Regions from separate parts of the Homo sapiens genome. Here all the other regions are linked to region 2. A link is a loop called in an ENCODE intact Hi-C map of the cell type or tissue named here. Cell type or tissue: PC-3. All regions are shown on one strand. Region 1 overlaps CEP112 (centrosomal protein 112). Region 2 overlaps CEP112 (centrosomal protein 112). Region 3 overlaps CEP112 (centrosomal protein 112).

Region 1 (4,000 bases), 89 kb after region 2:
GGGAATGTGCTTTGAATTTCCTGAGTAGAAATAGACTGGCCCCTTTAAGAGGAGCTGCGGGTAATGTCAGGATGGTCTTTTGTGTGACTAGGAAAACATGAATGAGGTGCGTTAGGAGATTCCGGCTTCCTTAGATCATCAAAGTCTTGAAATAACATGATTTCTTTTCCTGGAACCTCTGTTAAGACCAGGAAACATTAACTTTTTAAAAAGTGCATTTTTAAGACCTTTAAAGGAAGTCCTTTAGGAATTTTAAAGGACTGAAAATAGGTGAGCGAGAGAAGGAAAGAGAAAAAGTGAAAACTTTCGTACTTGGAGAATAACAAACAAGAAAAACTCTTGCTTTATATAGTGGCCACAGTATTTTTGCCTTTGATGTTGAATCAGTAGCCTAATAAGTACTATAGCAATAGCTCATATGAAAGTGCAGTTTCTCATGCATGTGGTTTGTCGCAGCAACAACTAAAAAGTTTTCACGTGGAAGGAATTTTGCCTTATGTGAAGAGTAACATATGTATTGGGTAAAAACCTTCACATCAGTATCACAAAAGAGACAGAATTATCAGGGTTTTTTGTTTTGTTTTGTTTTTTTAAGAAAAAAAAATAAGTGTTGCTGGGAATGTGAAAAAAAACTGAAAACCTGAACAAAAAATAAGTGTTGCTTGGATGTGAAAAAAAACTGAAAACCTGAACATAAGCCATAGGGGAAAATAATTATACAGTTGCGTTGTGAATGCATTAGTGGCCTCTGCAGTAGTAGCTGCGGCTCTGGCTTTAGATCTGCAGCATAACCTGTTTTCCATGACTGTAGAATCACTAATAAAACTTTTTTTATGGTTTGTTATTCATCCTGGGTAGGTCTGAATGAAGAAATCGCTTTAAAAGAAATCTTGAGTGGCATTTCAGTTGAAGAAGACTAGTTACTTTTGTTAGTAGATTTAGCCTATTTAAAAATGATAATAAAACAGAAACTATAGTGGCCTCTGTAAATAGCCCGTGAGACCACCCAGTAAAAATGTCACGCTGCCACTGTGTCACTTTCGGTAGCCCCACATTTATCGCTCCTTGTGTGGATGACAGGGCTTGATCCTCTTGCTTTGTCCTAGTCGTTTACAATATGATTAAAAAAAAAATAAGTCTGTAAATCTCACATGAAAATAGAGTGAGATTTTACTGCTTTATTTGTATTTTACCTTAGCCTTCATTTAGCAGTAGTAGAAAGAAAAACATTTACTGTTTCGGTGTCAATTTACATGGCAAAAGGAGACCTACTCATCAGAAATATTATCAGCCCAGTTAATAGACTGAATTGGAGTAATGCTGCTTAAACAAATGTGGGCATTATTAAGAAGGCAATTAAGGTTTAAATGAGAGTCACCCTTATTTCACCTTTATAATTAGTGTCTCTTCACTGTAGTCACAGCTCAGGCATCACGTCTGTCTGAAGGACCAAGCAGCCAGGGGAAGAGAGGTTTACGTCAAGATTTTATAACTTAACAAATATTTGATGACACACATTTAAAAATCATCTTACATGTTTTAAATGGAAAACAGACCATTACCATGAAAAAATAAACATTGAATTGGATTGTATGTAAATTATACCTCAATAAAAATAAAAATAGGCCTTCCTCTTCTAGTTATCTTCTCCTTTAGTCAAAATATGCACATCCTACCCCCCTGGTCTCTTCATTCTGTGTTCAAAACATTCATGGGGTAAATCCTCCCGCATCCCTCCTCCCCACTGAGTGGCAAATGAATCATCTGTTTTCTCCAAAGTAGGATAGTAAATTCAAGCCTCGTGAAGGAAAGGATATGATGACCTCATTTTTTTTTAAGTGGGACTTTTTTTCTTTTTTCAATGTTTTGACTTTTTATTACGGAAGCTTTTAAACATACACAAAAGTAGGGAGAAGAGTACACAGATCCGCCATCTACCCATCACCCCGCTTCAAGCAGTTGCCCGCAGTTTGCCAGGGTGACTTCTTCTTGGCAGCATCTTCAGTATAAATACTCTGGCTTTTTCTTATTGTTAAAACTCAGTTTTGCAGAGCTTGCAGCTCGCAAGTCCCCTTTCTGCGTTTCACCCAGCGGAGGTTCATCTGGTTCCTTGTTTCACGGCCACAGACTGTACCCAAGGCCCTTAAAATCCACAACTCTACCGACCCCAGTTTTGTATTTATATAGGGCAAAACTTTAATCAACACTCTTTTTGCTTACATATGATTCAATCCAGTTTATTTTAAATAACAGAACACTATAGCATTCAAGGTTCCCACTTCCCAAAGGACATGTGGGTGAACCTACGGACAGAACCAAGGACAAGATCCATTTACACTCTGCCCCATCATGCAGGGCAGGCCCAGAAAAACGTGCTCAGAGACCTCATGATGATTTGTGAAAAGGCCAGGCACTATTAGCATTTTACCAAGACGTAACAACATAGAATGAGGCAGAATATGTGTCAAACACATTAAATTTCAACTCAATGAGAACTGCTTTGAAACTCTCTAAAAGGGGGCAAGAATGCGACTCTACAAGCTGCATGACAGAAAATGTGTAAGAGAATGTGTCTCTGCAGTCCACTCTGCTAGGACAGTGTTTCCAGGACCACTGACTCAGAAGGGTGACTTTTATACTGCTGATGATTCTGTCTTGATTTGCAAGTGGATTTTTCCAGATGTCTCATAAATGGAGTTTTGATAAAGACGGGAAAGTAGAGTTTGAAATTGTATTCTCTAGTACGAACTTAGAGTACCAATATTCTGAGCTATAAGCTGAAGACCAATTTATACGCTTAGACAGCCTGTTGGGAAAAGGGTACTAAGGTAGCAGCTCTTGGGTTGCTGGAATGGAGCTGGCTAAGAAGTGGGCCAAAGGCGAGAGCAGAAATCTCTAGAAAGACGTCCGGTCTTGCTACAGTACTACATCTGAAAGCCTCTCTCTGTTATATACCTTGTATTCTGGGAACATTTTTTAAAAAATTGTTTTTATCATTGTGACCTAGTATTTCTCTCTTCCAATAAAGTTTTCCTTTATTAAAAAACCTTTTAACCACTTTATAATTGAAATGAACTTGTGTTTCATTTATTCATTATTAAAAGGCATGTATCTGCCATCACTTTATTCTTGTTTAATTGACGCAGAACTACAAGAGAAAACTTTGGTAAGACTATACATAATTCCTTAATGTGTGGTTTTACAAGTTAAGGAGTGGCTTGAGCTGAATTATGTTCATACATATTATTAAAATAGCATTGACTAGATACTCTTTTTTCCCCAAACTCACAGAAAAGCCCTGTACTGTCACAAGTGCCATTCAATGGGCATGTTAGCTACCAGGTCCTTTTCCTCACCCTGAAGAGCCCATTAACATGTTCAATTTTTGACACTTTAATTTGCTCTCATTATTTTCAGATTTGGAACAAATCAAATTATCCTACAATGCTCTCCCTTTTAAAGAGTGCGGTGTGCGCTCATTGTTCTTGTGGAGCTGCTTATGTCGTTTACATTTTTCTTCTGGAAAGTGTCATTCTTTATTCCCGACCAGCAGAAAGCACTCTGAAAGTCAGGAGCGGTGTAGCTTCCCACAGCCAGCTGACTTACAGTATATTTAAAGGCAGATTTAATTGGGAGAAAAGAACTGTCTTTTCAGTAATGATGCCAGTTAACACTGCAGAGCTAGGAGAGGAGGGACAGTTCTGCAGAATAAACAATTTAACTGTTCAAGTTGGGTTTTGTTTCATATTTTTGACCCAGTGTTGGACATTCTGTTCTTTAATTATCTTGGGCTTTTCTCAGGAAGAAACTAAAAGTTGTGATTTTGTGTGTGTGTGAAATGTCAAATTTGAAGCTTTTTTGAATAAGGATGACACAACTTAAAGTCCGCGGTTGTACTTATTGAGCAATTGTGGTCATTTTCACATAGTCCTTATGTCAAATTCTGAGGTTGGAACTCTAATAACCTAATAATCTTTTAGAATATAAAACCAGGACCAGC
Region 2 (4,000 bases):
TAGCTCACTGCAGCCTTGAACTCCTGGGCTTAAGTGATCTTCCCACCTTAGCCTCCCAAGTAGCTGGGACTACAGTTGCACACCACCATGCCCAGCTGAATTTTTAAAATTTTTTGTAGAGATGGGGGTCTTGCTTTGTTGTCCAGGCTGACCTTGAACTCCTGGCTTCACGCAGTCCTCCCACCTCGGCTTCCCAAAGTGCTGAGATTACAGGTGTGAGCCACTGTGCCTGGCCTAAGGCCCAAGAGCAGCCAAAATTATTCTGAAAAAGAAAAAGTCAAAAGTATTTCCCTCCTACCACATACAAAATCAAAATTTGTTGCAAAGGTATGGACGTTAGTAGTTTGGCACTGGTACAAGTATAGATAGACTGACCAAAGAAACAGAATAGAGAGCACATAAAGCCATATATTGATATATATAGATGATATAGATGTAGTTATGGAAACTTGGCATAATATTCTTTTGTTAAGCTCTTCATTTCTGACACACGCCATAGAAATTTGGCATGTGTCAGAAATGAAGAGTTTAGTAAAAGAATTGGCTAAGGCCAGGTGTAGCAGCTTTGCTTATAATCCCAGCACTTAGGGAGACGAAGGCAGGCGGATCACTTGAGCCTAAAAGTTTGAGACCAGCCTGGGCAACATAGTGAGACCTTATCTCTAGTAAAAATAAAAAGGTCGTCGGGTGTGGTGGTGCATGCCTGTGGTCCTAGCCACTCAGGAGGCTGAGGCAGCAGGATAGCTTGAGCCCAGGAGATCAAATCTGCAGTGAGCTGTGATTGCACCACAGCATTCCAGCCCAGGTGACAGAGTGAGACCCTGCCTCAACAACAACAGCAAAAAAAAAAAAAAAAAAAAGAATTGGCTAAAGACAAAACAGCATTTTACAGAGGTGTAAATATCAGTAGCCCATAAATACATGAAGAACTGCTCATATCGTCAGTAACCAAGGAAATGAAAAATAAGACACTAATGAAATGTTATATCTAATAGACTGACAGAAATTAGGAAGTCTGGCAAGAAAAGAAAAGTCATCCCGATCGGAAAGGAAGAAGTAAAATTCTATCCTCCAATGACAAAATCTTGTGTACAGAAAAATTCTCAGGAATCCTACCAAAAAAAAAACCTGTTTGAAAAATAAGAGTTTACCAAGGTTGCAGGATATAAGATCAATATAGAAAAATCAATTGTATTCCAATACCCTAGGAGTAAACAATCTGATAATGAAATTAAGAAAACAAATTCATTTAAAATAGCATGAAATAATTAAATACTTAGGAATAGAATTTAACAAAAGAAGTGCAAAATATGTATCTTGAAAACTACAAAACATCAATGAAAAAATTAAAATCTAAATAAATGAAAAGGCATTCATATTTACAGATCAGAAAACTTAACGTTGTTAAGATGCCAGTATTACCCAAATTGATATACAGATTCAGCACAATCCTACCGAAATCCCAACTGCCTTTTTTAGTATAAATTGACACACTGATCCTGAAATTTATATGGAAATTCAACAAATAGTGCTGGGACAACTAGATATCCATATGCAAAAGAGTAAAGCTCAACCTCTACCTCACAAGATACACATAAAAGGACCTCAAAGTGAATCACAGACCTAAAAATAAATGGTAAAACTATAAAACTTTTAGAAAAAAGCAATATCAGAGAAAAATGCTATGAAACTCTTAGAAGAAAACATGCAAGTAAATTTTCATGACATTTCAGGATTAGGCAAAGAATTCTTAGATATGACACTAAAAGCACAAATGACAAAGGAAAAAATAGATAAACTGAACTTCATCAAAATGAAAAGCTTTAAAGGAAACTTCCAAGAAAGTAAAAGAACAACCCACAGATAGAAGGAAATAATCACAAATCATGTATCAGAACAACAATGAGATACCACTTCATACCCATTAGACTGGATGTAATCAACAAGACAGACGAAAGTTTTGGCAAGGATGTGGAGAAATTAGAACCTTCATACTTTGCTGGTGAGATTGTAAAATGGTGCAGTCATTTTGGAAAATAGTTTGGCAGTTCCTCAAAAAGCTAAACATAGTTACCACATGACTCAGCAATTCAACTCCTAAGTACACACAGGAGAACTGAAAAAATATTTCCCAAAGAAACTTGTACAAGAATGTTTACAGAAGCATTATTCATAGTAGTCAAAAAGTGGAAAAAACTCAAATGTTTGACTGAGGAGTGGATAAACAAAATGTGGTATATCCACACAATGGATTTGACTAGGAAAAGGAATGAAGTACTGATACATTCCACAACATAGATGAACATTGGAAACATGCTAAGTGAAAGAATCTGGTCATGAAAGGTCATATGTTGTATGATTTAAATTACGTGAAATGCCCAGAGTGGAAAAATCCCTAGAGACAGAAAATAGATTAGTGGTTGCCAGTGGCTCAAAGGATGGGAGAATGGGAAGTGACTGTTAATAGGGATGGGTTCTTTTTTTGTTGTTTTTTGTTTTTTTGAGGTGATGAAAATATTCTAGAATTTTGTCGTGGTGATAAATGTACAGATCTATGAATATACTAAAAACCACTGAATGGTGCAGTTTTAAATTATGAACTTTATGATATGTGAATTATATCTTACTACAGCTGTTATTAAAAATAGAAAATCTGGCTGGGTATGGTGGCTCACTCTGCAATCCCAGCACTTTAGGAGGCCGAGGCAGGCGGATCATGAGGTCAGGAGTTCAAGACCAGCCTGGTCAATATGGTGAAACCCCGTCTCTACTAAAAATACAAAAATTTGCCAGGCATGGTGGCATGCGCCCATAGTCCCAGCTACTCAGGAGGCTAAGGCAGGAGAATGGCGTGAACCCGGGAGGCAGAGGTTGCAGCCAGCCAAGATCACACCACTGCACTCCAGCCTGGGCGACAGAGTGAGGTTCCGTCTCAAACAAAAAGAAAAAGTAGCAGAGCACCCCAGTCTTGGGGACATGCCAGGAAGAAAATTGCTTCCCCAGTAAAGAAGCTGAGGCAAATAGTTCTTTTGGGTTTAAAGTGGAAAGATGAATAAGAAAGAGTAACCAGAATCTACTGTAAAAGACTGTTTTGGTAGGTGTCTTTTCTAACAGTCTGACCCTGCAAGTTTATAAGCTCAGCTGTAGTAAAGTCACTTCTGTTATATCTTGTTTCCACTTTAGACCATGCAAAAATGCAGCCATGCCTTAGACCTAACATTACTCGCCTAGTTCACCTCCAGGATTTCAGTCTACCAAATTCTCCTTTTGATCGCTCTTGCCTTGCATTTTATTTTTCCCATTTTCTCACGCATAAAGAACCTAGTGTTTGTCTTCATTCCAGTGCTGACTCACTACTCTCTGATCCATTGCCATCTTGCACTTGCATCACTCCTACATTGCTAAACCTCAGTCCTATTTAATCTTTATTGTCCACTTTATCTACATGTTATAAAATAATACCCAGGAAAGTTAAATGATTTGCCCATGGTCACACCACCCAGGTTGGTTTAACTTCATAGCCCATGCTGTTAACCACATGCTTTACTGCTTACCACCTGGCAACAGTTGAAATAGTCGATCAAAGGAACTTTATGTAATGAAAAAGATGGTGGAAGTAGATTTTAGGGTCTGGGTGATGGGAAATTCAACTATAAAGCAACAGAGCCAACTGGACACCTTATTTTTGTCAACTGAACGGGGAAATAAGACATGTTTTGTATGGGCATCATACTTATTGCTTTCAAACATTTTGAATATTATATTAAAATGAAGTGGCGAAGTAATTCAGCCTTGATGTAGATGATTCTGGAAAACTAGATACACTCTAAGTCATTTTATTTTATTTATTTTTATACAACAATTTTCTTATCCATTTATTGGTTGATGTACATTTGAATTGTTTCCACCTTTTAGCTATTGTGAATAGAAGTGTTATGATAAATTGTGTACAAGTATTTGTTTGAGTACCTGTTTTCAGTTCTTTGGAGTATTTACCTGG
Region 3 (4,000 bases), 70 kb before region 2:
AGCACTTTGGGAGGCTGAGGTGGGCGGATCACGAGGTCAGGAGTTCGGTTAGCAAGCCATCAGTATCAAGACAAGACTCTCCACCAGCAAAAAGATTAGGACTTAAGAATGGCTTAGATGATCATTAACCCTTCTTAGCAATAATGTATTTTAAATGAAGGAATGCACATTGTTTTTTAGACATAATGCTCACTGAATAAACTGCAAGCTTGTCCAACCCACCTTATTTTGTTGTTGTTGTTCTGTTTTGTTTTGCTTTAGGCTTTTAGCAGCCAGAAGCCATGGTTTTAAAGTTTCTGTCTTTAGTGATAAGCAGAAAAGAGGGATGAGGAAGGGGCTTTACTGGCCCAACCAGAAACAGAAACCAAGAACCCATGACTGTATTCTCTCCCTCAGACACTCCTGAATAGTCTATAACTTTTATATGCACTGGGAAACCAACCAATTTATGTGACTCACTTTATGGAGATATTTGCTTCATCGCAGTATTCACTTCATTGCAATATTTGCTTTATTGAGGTGGTCGGGAACCAAACACACAATATCTCTGTGATATGCCTGTACTGGAAGGGTGAAATACTAGGGAGCCACTAAATATGACAAATATGCTAATAAATGGGAATTAAATTAAAATTGGGTGTGTGAAAATATAGAACAGTATCTACACAGTGATGACAATGTGCATAACAATACTTTGATTTACATTGACAGAGATTGAAACTCGATTTGGGATGGTCTCACTGCTTTTGGAAAACTAACATTTTTGCTCATTTTTTAAAGATTTTCCTAGTGGGCACAATGTATAATATTTGGTTGGTAGTTACACTAAAAGCCCAGATTTTACCACTATGCAATATATCCAAGTAACAAAACTGTACTTATGCTCCCAAATCTATAAAAATGTATGTATTTTTTAATTTTCAAAAAAAGACATTATGGACTTATGGCTTTTGGATGTTAACTTTGTACTAACCATAGTGAAAATTAGGGGATAGAAACGCACAATAACAAATTAATAAAGTACAATAAATATGTACTCTTCCTTAAGAGAAATTCTTAATACTTTGAGATGATACAGTATGTGATAAAAAGCAGACTTTCAAATCAGCTTGAGCTTGGATAAAATCTTTCCAATTCTATTTTTCTCAGACTCTATTATTTAGATGTTGTCACTTCCTCTGTCCTCCACAAATATTAGCTTTTCTTTTACATTTTCTGTATTATTATCTTTCTCTGCTGCCTCCCAGGGAGTTCTTCAATCTTACCATCCTTCCAATGCGCAATTCTATTCTTTGGCTTTAGCTAACTTGCTCTTTTTCCTATCATTTTCACTTTTTCCTTCTTCTATGACATTAATTGCAGCTTCATGTCTGTAACTTCTTCCATTACACTTTTCAGTATATTAAGTATATATATATTACTATTTGTATGTTTATTATGGACTTTTTTTGGAGATAAGATCTCCTTCTGTCACACAGGCCGGAGTACAGGGTATGACCACGGTTCACTGCAGCCTCCTGGGCTCAATTGATCTTCTTTCCTCAGCCTCCTGAGTAGCTGGGACTACAGGCACACCCCACCACACCTGACTCATTTCTGTATTATCTGTAGAGAAGGAGCCTCACTATATTGCCAAGGCTGGTCTTGAACTCCTAGGCTCAAGTGATCCACCTGCCTTGGCCTCTCAAAGTGCTGTGATTACAGGCATAAGCCAACACACCCGGCCTATTACGCACTTAAAAAATTCTTGTTTCATCTGTTCCAATTATACTGCTTCAGATAATATATGTTATTTAGGTGTCTCTTTTTGGTAGTAGTTTTGCTCCTCAGGTTTATTTACTTTGGCCAGGGAGCCCATTTTCCCCTGGGACTATCAGATATCCTGACTGGGGAAGAGCAGAAGCCCACCTTTAGTCCCTGACCTGTTGGATGAGCTTATAGAAGGACAAGATTATGAACCCCAAGACAGAGCCCTTCATTGCCGTACCACTCCCTTTCACAGTTACTTCATCAGGAAAACCTGCTGGTCGGGAATTTACCTAAGCTCCTGGAAGTGAGTGTCTAATGACTGAGTCACTAGTCCTGGGAGTTTGGAGGGAAGCCTTTGGAAGGGGGAATACCCAGGAAGTTCAGAGAAGTCTGTGCCTGTTTTCTTCAACTCCTCACCCAAGGAGGGCTTTGCTTTCCTTGGTATTGACTGACTGATGTCAACACTATGTTGAGTTCTTGCTCCCAACATGGTAATGGAACAGATATGATTTTACCTGGCTACAAAAGAGAGAGACAAGAGCAGAAGGTAAAGCATTCCTGCAACCCACCTTCTTACAGCGGTTTTCTATTATTTTCTTCCCCAGGCTGTACCCCCTTAGGACTGTCTTTATTCCACCCAGGAGCTTCTCAAAATTTGCTTTTGTTATGTTTATTATTGTTATAGTTATTAGTATCTCAGATTCATGCTTCCTGTGCTTTCTCCAGGATTGATTTTGGGGAAGGGAGCCAGCAACCCATCCTTGTCTGCCATGTTGATATCCCTGAGCTTTTTTTTAAAAAAAGAATGTTCTGCCTCCCAAACACATAACTGTTGTCACTGCTAAAGTCTATCTGTTTTTAGAAGATGTATCCTCTATTTCAGAATCTGATTGCATTGACTATCTCTTCTCTTGGGTTCAAAAGAATCATTATAAAACAAAGAACAAAAGGTAAAAGACTGTTTTCACGGACAATTGATCCACAGCTGATTATTGATACACAGATATCAATCTATGAAATAGAGAAACAAATAGATGTTAAAACAGTGCATAGATTTCCTGAAGAAAAAATAACTAATTTTTCCACTACAGGTTTACAAGGATCAGCCTTTTATATAAAGTCCTCTCACATATTCCTTTGGGACTAGTTCAAGTAAGCTTTTCTTAGAAAGGCAGGATAAAAATGGGACATCCTATCACCTCCAGCCTCGAAGGCTCAGATTTATTACTATAAAGCATTTTCTTTCCTCTAACACAAATGTTACTGTTCTAGATGTCTTTTCCAGTCTAGTGTAGAGAGGCCACAGGGTTAATAGTTGAGCTAATGTATACTGAACACAATCCAAAATAAGATGCCTGGTGCAAAGTAAACACTCAAAATTATAGCAATTATTATTTATCATGTAGAAATCACAAAATTGTTAAAATTAAAAATTGGATGAATATAATATTTATATTGAAAATGAAATAATTCTTGTAGATATTTTGACCAAAGCAACTTCTCATCATTTAGCTTTGTATTCTTATTCCCAGCATCATAATGTGACATTTGGATTCCTGTCACTTTTTTATTTTTCTGGTTTCCAGTCAAGGAAATGTTGGTTTAGGCTGTGCTTGTTGAACATACATTAGGCATGAAATGAAACATTTATCATTGTGTTTTGGGAAATGTTGCATTGCTGGCTAATGTGTTAGTGGCAGTAAGTAAGTGACAGAAGATTTCAACTATGTAACAAGCTTGATATGATAGGCATGTATAGGATATAGCACTGAAAACTGTAGAAAATACAGCATAGACATTTCTTAGCAATCATACATGAAGCTTTTAAAAAATTGGCTACATAACTTGCCATCAAACATTCTCAAAATTTGCAAAGAATTAATGGGAGATAGACTACATTCTTTGGCCACAGTGCAATTAGAAGTGAATGACAAAACAATAACCACTGAAGTCCATTTCCTGAGTTTAATGGTGTCCCTCTCAAAATTTCCTGTCTACACAGAACCGGAAATAGAATTTTTTTTTTTTTTTTAGATGGAGTCTCGCTCTGTTGCCCAGGCGGGAGTGCAGTGGCGCAATTTCAGCTCACTGCAACCTCCACCTCCCAGGTTCAAGCAGTTCTCTGCCTCCGCCTTCCGAGCAGCTGGGATTACAGGTGCCCACCACCATGCCCAGCTAATTTTTGCATTTTCAGTAGAGACGGGGTTTCACCATCTTGGCCAGGCTGGTCTTGAACTCCTGACCTTGTGAT

Evidence for each region. A loop is a pair of places that touch in the nucleus more often than their neighbours do. Peaks named below come from ENCODE experiments on the same cell type or tissue, not always from the same donor. Only the 100,000 strongest peaks of a DNase experiment are listed, where the experiment ranks them.
Region 1: it touches region 2 in a loop (6-fold over the local background); 1 of 110 quality-filtered maps calls a loop at or near these places.
Region 3: a loop joins it to region 2, with 5 times the contacts of the local background. A loop is called at or near these places in 1 of 110 quality-filtered maps.

The regions. Positions count from the first base shown.
Region 1 is chr17:65,694,671-65,698,670 of GRCh38, reverse strand. All of the region lies in intron 23 of CEP112 (centrosomal protein 112), which reads left to right. Among named protein-coding and RNA genes, the nearest start is that of AXIN2, 140 kb to the right of the region's middle. In PC-3, no CTCF peak of the experiment used is centred here; DNase peaks (open chromatin) are centred at 790 and 1,750; H3K4me3 peaks cover 811 bases; H3K27ac peaks cover 1,338 bases.
Region 2 is chr17:65,783,433-65,787,432 of GRCh38, reverse strand. All of the region lies in intron 21 of CEP112 (centrosomal protein 112), which reads left to right. Among named protein-coding and RNA genes, the nearest start is that of AXIN2, 220 kb to the right of the region's middle. In PC-3, no CTCF peak of the experiment used is centred here; DNase peaks (open chromatin) are centred at 2,082 and 3,372; H3K4me3 peaks cover 334 bases; H3K27ac peaks cover 2,795 bases.
Region 3 is chr17:65,853,508-65,857,507 of GRCh38, reverse strand. All of the region lies in intron 20 of CEP112 (centrosomal protein 112), which reads left to right. Among named protein-coding and RNA genes, the nearest start is that of AXIN2, 290 kb to the right of the region's middle. RefSeq lists an enhancer at 1,451-2,650. In PC-3, no CTCF peak of the experiment used is centred here; DNase peaks (open chromatin) are centred at 467 and 2,067; H3K4me3 peaks cover 836 bases; H3K27ac peaks cover 3,030 bases.